Linked DNA regions of Homo sapiens: region 2 is linked to region 1. Evidence: chromatin loops called from intact Hi-C (ENCODE). Cell type or tissue: Caco-2. All regions are shown on one strand. Links, peaks and the distances in the headings refer to the core of each region. The heading gives the core; the rest is flanking DNA. Region 1 has its middle 2.6 kb from the start of KCNA7. Region 2 holds the start of LHB (luteinizing hormone subunit beta).

What was found. Hi-C counts contacts between places; a loop is a spot of excess contacts. Peaks named below come from ENCODE experiments on the same cell type or tissue, not always from the same donor. Only the 100,000 strongest peaks of a DNase experiment are listed, where the experiment ranks them.
Region 2: it touches region 1 in a loop (19-fold over the local background); 4 of 110 quality-filtered maps call a loop at or near these places.

The regions. Positions count from the first base shown.
Region 1 is chr19:49,073,809-49,076,708 of GRCh38, forward strand. No RefSeq gene overlaps it. Among named protein-coding and RNA genes, the nearest start is that of KCNA7, 2.6 kb to the left of the region's middle. RefSeq lists a silencer at 250-409. In Caco-2, for the core only: CTCF peaks have their summits at 380 (motif pointing left) and 1,288; DNase peaks (open chromatin) are centred at 313 and 1,263.
Region 2 is chr19:49,016,398-49,019,297 of GRCh38, forward strand. It overlaps LHB (luteinizing hormone subunit beta), which reads right to left and starts at 694. Exons shown (of 3, transcript NM_000894.3): 1 at 670-694; 2 at 150-317. The coding sequence starts at 684. It overlaps SAXO3 (stabilizer of axonemal microtubules 3), which reads right to left. Exons shown (of 5, transcript NM_001396011.1): 4 at 2,476-2,603; 5 at 1,571-1,943. The coding sequence ends at 1,571. RefSeq lists enhancers at 1,415-1,709, 1,519-2,442 and a silencer at 1,686-1,875. In Caco-2, for the core only: a CTCF peak has its summit at 1,653; a DNase peak (open chromatin) is centred at 1,524; H3K4me3 peaks cover 1,808 bases.

The sequences.
Region 1 (2,900 bases), core at 120-2,619:
TGTGCACACACGCCCCATTCTCTCCCCAGAGTTCGCTCCAGAGTCTCCACCTGGATTCTTCGCAAGACTTTCTGAGACCTAGCAGGACCTGAGCTGCGGCTATGACTCTGGCAAAAGGAGTCTGGTCTTGCCGGAACGGGCGGGGGTTGGGGGTGTGGGCCGGGGAGATGCCACAGGGTCATTTTCAGGAACTGAAGGGCGCAGAGACAAGACGGTGGCCTTCTAGCCACTGGTGTCCGGTGACACTGCATAAAAATAGCTCCATCAGATGGGCTTGGGGGAAGTGGAGGGGTTTGATCACTGAGACTCCCAGGAAAGAAGTCCTGGTCGCCCTCTGCTGGGGGTGTGGAGAGAGGTAGGTACTAAGGGTTCGAACGCCCTGCTAATCCTGGCACTCTTTCTCTTCCTGTCTTCCTTCCTTCCATTCCTTCTCTCTTCTTTTCTTCTTTCTTTCTTTCTTTTTTTTTTTTTCTTGAGAGGAGTTTCCCTCTTGTTGTCCAGGCTAGAGTGTGGGGACGTGATCTCAGCTCACTGCAACCTCCGCCTGCCAGTTTCAAGCGATTCTCCTGCCTCAGTCTCCTGAGTAGCTGGGACTCCAGGCACCCGTCACCACACCCACCTAATTTTTGTATTTTTAGTAGAGACAGGGTTTCACCATGTTGGCCAGGCTGGTCTCGAACTCCTGACCTCGTGACCGCCTGCCTTGGCCTCCCAAAGTTCTGGGATTACAGACGTGAGCCACTGCACCCGGCCTTTTCTTTCTTTTTCTTTTTCTTGAGACGGAGTCTTGCAGTCGCCCAGGCTAGAGTGCAGTGTTGCGATCTTGGCTCACTGCAACCTCCGCCTCCTGAATTCAAGCAATTCTCCTGCCTTAGCCTCTGGAGTAGCTGGGATTACAGGCGCCCACCACACGCGGCTAATTGTTTGTGGGCGGCAAGCCACCCAGGTGCCGAGGCAAGAGACCGAGGGCACGAGCTGTTCCAGTATAATAAAATATATAAAATAAGAATAGTTATAGTAGATATAGATCATAGATATGATTATATATGAATATCATTAATCATTAGTTTGTAGCAATTACTCTTTATTCCAATATTATAATAATCCTCGCTCTACAATCATAACCTAGGAAAAACCAGGCCATACAGAGATAGGAGCTGAGGGGACATAGCGAGAAGTGACCAGAAGACAAGAGTGCGAGCCTTCTGTTATGCCTGGACAGGGCCACCAGAGGGCTCCTTGGTCTAGCGGTAACACCAGCGTCTGGGAACACGCCCGTTGCCAAGTGGACCATGGTCTAGTGGTAGCCTCAGTGCCAAGGAAAACCACCCGCTACTTAGCAGACCAGGAAAGGGAGTCTCTCTTTCCCTGGGGGAGTTTAGAGAAGACTCTACCCCTCCACCTCTTGTGGAGGGCCTGACATCAGTCAGGCTCACCCGCAGTTACCCAGAGGCCTAACCATCTCCCTGTGATGCTGTGCTTCAGCTCCTAGTCCGCTTTCATGTTCCATCCTGTACACCTGGCTCTGCCTTCTAGATAGCAGTAGCAAATTAGTGAAAGTACTAAAAGTCTCTGATATGCAGAAATAATGGCGTAAGCTGTCTCTCTTTCTCCTCTCTCTCTGCCTCGGCTGCCAGGCAGGGAAGGGCTCCCTGTCCAGTGGATACGTGACCCAGGGGACCTTACCTATCCTTGGAGATGTCTCACACTCCTCACCCTGCCTCTTTGTCTTATATCCAATAAATATCAGCACAGCCAGGCATTCGGGGCCACTACCGGTCTCTGTGTCTTGGTGGTGGTGGTTCCCCGGGCCCAGCTGTCTTTTCTTTTATCTCTTTGTCTTGTGTCTTTATTTCCACAATCTCTCGTCTCTGCAAACGGAGAAAAACCCACCGACCCTGTGGGGCTGGACCCTACAATTGTTGTATTTTTAGTAGAGACAAGGTTTTGCCATGTTGGCCAGGCTGGTCTTGAACTCCTGACTTCAGGTGATCTGCCCGCCTCGGCCTCCCAAAGTGCTGGGATTACAGGCATGAGCCACCTCACCCGGCCCTTTTCTTTTCTTTCTTTCTCTCTCTCTTTCTTTCTTTCTTTATTTTTTGAGACAGGGTCTCAGTCTGTTGCCCAGGCTGGAGTCTAGTGGCACAATCTTGGCTCACTGCAGCCTCGACTTTCTGGGCTCAAACGATCCTCCCACTTCTTTTTTTTTTTTTTTTTTTTGAGACGGAGTTTCGCTCTTGTCACCCAGGCTGGAGTGCAATGGTGCAATCTCGGTTTACCACAGCCTCCGCCTCCCAGGTTCAAGTGATTCTCCTGCCTCAGCCTCTCAAGTAGCTGGGATTGCAGGCATGTGTCACCATGCCCAGCTAATTTTGTATTTTTAGTAGAGACTAAAATACATGTTCTCCATGTTGATCAGTCTGGTCTCGAACTCCTGACCTCAGGTGATACGCCCACCTTGGCCTCCCAAAGTGCTGAGATTACAGGCATGAGCCACCCCACCTGGCCCCTCCCACCTCTTCTAAGTAACTGGGACTATAGGCGTGAGCCACCATGCATGGCTATTTTTTGTAATTTTTGTAGAGACAGGGTCTTGCTATGTTGCCCACGCTGCTCTTCTACTCCTGAGCCCAAGCAATCCACCGTACTAGGCCTCTCCAAGTGCTAGGATTACAGGTGTAAGCCACTGCACCCACCCTGTCTGGGATTCTATGTCCCCTGGACTTCTATGTCCCTCTCTCTAGGTCTCTATCTTCCCTCTGTCTGGGTCTGTGTCCATTTATTTCACGGTCTTTGGCCTTCTCTATCTCTCTCTGTCCACCATCTTTCTGGTCTCTGTCTCCTATTTTCTCCCATTCTCGTTTTTTTTTTTTTTTTTTTTTTTTTTTTTGAGTCACAGT
Region 2 (2,900 bases), core at 185-2,684, 57 kb before region 1:
TCAGGAGCCCAGGAAGCCCTCTGTTCCTGCCTTCCCACACCCCATTCCCCAACCGCAGGCCAGAGAGGCAGACCACCCTTCCTCCCCCGCTGCCTCTGTGGGTCTGGCCCTGAGGTGGCAGCATCTGCCCCTGGCCCCAGGCAGCTCACCATGGTGGGGCAGTAGCCGGCACAGATGGTGGTGTTGACGGTGATGCACACTGGGCAGCCCTCCTTCTCGACAGCCAGGATGGCATTGATGGGGTGGCACCATGGCCGAAGCGGCTCCCTGGATGCCCATGCCCCGCCCATGCTCAGCAGCAGCAACAGCAGCAGCCCCTGGGACAAGGACACTGCTTCACCCAGGTCTGAGACCGCAGCCCCGAGTCCTGGCCTTCCCATCCCGCGTGGTACACCACCCACAAAGACCCAGAGACCCTTCCCGGCATCTCCTATTCAGGACCCACCACCCGGACACCTGCCTTTCAGAGCCCACCCCACAGCCCAGAGGACCTGAGATGCCCCAACATTTCAGATCCCCACCCTCAGGAACTGCCCCACCTGAAGCTTACTGGGGGTCATGCCCCTCCAGAAAGAGGCCTCCTTCCACAGCTCACACGGGTCTGCCCCTTCTCATGCCAGTGATGGCCTGGAAGGAGGTGGAAGGTGCCCAGGGGCCCTGTAGTCTTACCTGGAGCATCTCCATCCTTGGTGCATCCCCTGCCTCGTGTATCTGGCTATATACCTCGGGGTTGTGGGGGCGGCAAGGCCACCAGGAGGTGATAGGATGCTGGGGTAACCTGGACACTAATCCCCCCGGGGGCGAGAGGTGCACATGGCCAGGGAGGCGCAGGAGTGGCTCAGCAGAGCGCCCCAGCCCTCTCCCCTCAGTGGTCTAGCGCCAGAGGTGAGGCAGAGACCACGGTGAAGTGACCTCAGAGACCCAGTTGTCGAGTGCTAGGGACTAGTCGAGCCTGGAGGCACAGGGAGTAGGGTGTAGGAAGGCCTGCCTCTGCCAATTGTGGGGTCTTGGGAGCCAGGAGGAGGCCATGACCCGAGAAAGGTGCTGGACTGAAGCCTCAACCCTCCACTTGAGGCTTTCCTGCACCACAGTCCAACCTAACAGGAGGGGCGCTGCTTCGGACTTAGCTTCTGCCCAGTGAGAGAGGGTCTCCCCGTGACTGTGCTGCCAGGGAAGCCACTTGACCCAGATGCCCCCAAGGAGGGATTAAGCCCGAGCCCCACCTCTCCCTTAGGGACCTCCGCCCACCCTACCCTCAAGCCAGGATGCCCGGAGCGTCCCCGGAAGTGGGTGTGGTTCAGGTGATTTAACTCATTATTTAATACGCCCGCAGGGTGCGTGTCTTGCCCCCGGGGCCACAGCCTGCAAGGACATTATCTGGACTTAGTCCCCTCTCCGTGATGCCGCAGCTGAGTGGGTGTCTGGGCTAGTCCCGCCCCCACGTTGCCAATAGACGTAATGAGTGCGACTCAGGCTGGGTCCGGAACCCTTCCTAGTGAGCGGAGGTCCCGAGCTCCGCTCGGCAGCGCGGCCCTGGGGGCGGGTCTGGGGTGGGGCTGGCCCTGACGGCTCACACCAGCGCCGGCTTCAAGCTGCCATAGCTGGAGTTCTCGGTACTGTAGGCTTTCGGCACGCTGTAGATGCCCCGCAGGGGCTTCCAGTGCGGGCCGCCCCAGGGCGCCTCCAGCGGGCAGAAGCGGTCGAGCCGCCGGAGCGGGTGCAGCAGGGGGCTGTAGGACTCCTGAGCCAGAGACAGGGCTCCCCGGTGCGGCATGGCCGAGGTCACCGGGCTGACGCGCGGCACGCGGACCCGCGGTGGTCGGGGCGGCCGGGAGGAGCGCGGACAGGGCGGCCGCTGCGGGCCGTGGCTCCAGACCTGGGGCGTCTCTTCGAAGCTCCAGTAGGTCAGGGAGTCCTTGCGGGGGTATCCGGACAGCTCCGTCCTGTGGGAGCAGGGCGGGATGGTGAGGATACAGCTGGATCCTTGGGGACGAGTTTCAGACCTCGGGATCTAAGGAGTCTGCACATTCAAACTCCTGCATTTCCAGGCGAGCACCCCTTAGGAAGGACGCGACCCGGCACGCGTTGCCTGCGTTCCTGGGTCCTCGAGGTACTTAACGTCCTGGAAACTGAGCTTTCGCATCCTAGGGAAGTAAAAGGGGACTTTCGCTTCCTTGGGAAGGAGTATCTGGGGGCTCAAGTACCGAAGGAGGCCCTGCCCTCAGATCCGGAATCCCCTCGAGCCGCTGTGCAGGCTTCCTGTCCCTACCGCGGTTCCTGAGAGGTGACACTAAGGACTCCTGGGTGCTTAAAAAAAAAAGGGAGGGGCTGAGGCCTGAACTTTGGTTCTTGCTGCTACAGAAGTCGAGGCTGAGACCACCGGCTCAGGGAATGGGAGCCAGCCCAGGGGCTCGGCGTGCACCGGCCACGGCGGGGGCTGTGCAGGAGGCGGTGCCGAGCGAGAGCCCGGCTTACTTGGGATAGAACCGAAAGTCCCGCGCCGAGGTGGTCAGATAGAGCTGGCGGCGGTCCAGGACGCCCCGGTCGGATACTGTGAAAGGCCGGCCAGACAGCTCGGGGTTCTTCGTCCAGGCAATTAGAGCCTGAGCAAGATTGGGGGAGGAGGCATACCCAAGACATAGATTTCATACCCCATCCCAAGCCCTGGGTCCCGAGTTCAGAATCCCTCTCCTTCGGCCTCGACAGCCATGACGGCCACGGCCCTCACACCCCGCCCCAGGGTTAGAGCCCTTCCTGCCACCCACGCCAGGGAACTTCAGCTTCCTTTCTCATACCCGAACCCTTCCCAGCCTCACCTCCCTAAATCCAAGCACCTTCTGCTGTTCAAGGAACTCAAACCCAAGCCCCCAGCCACCAAAAACAACCTCCCTGGTTCCGCT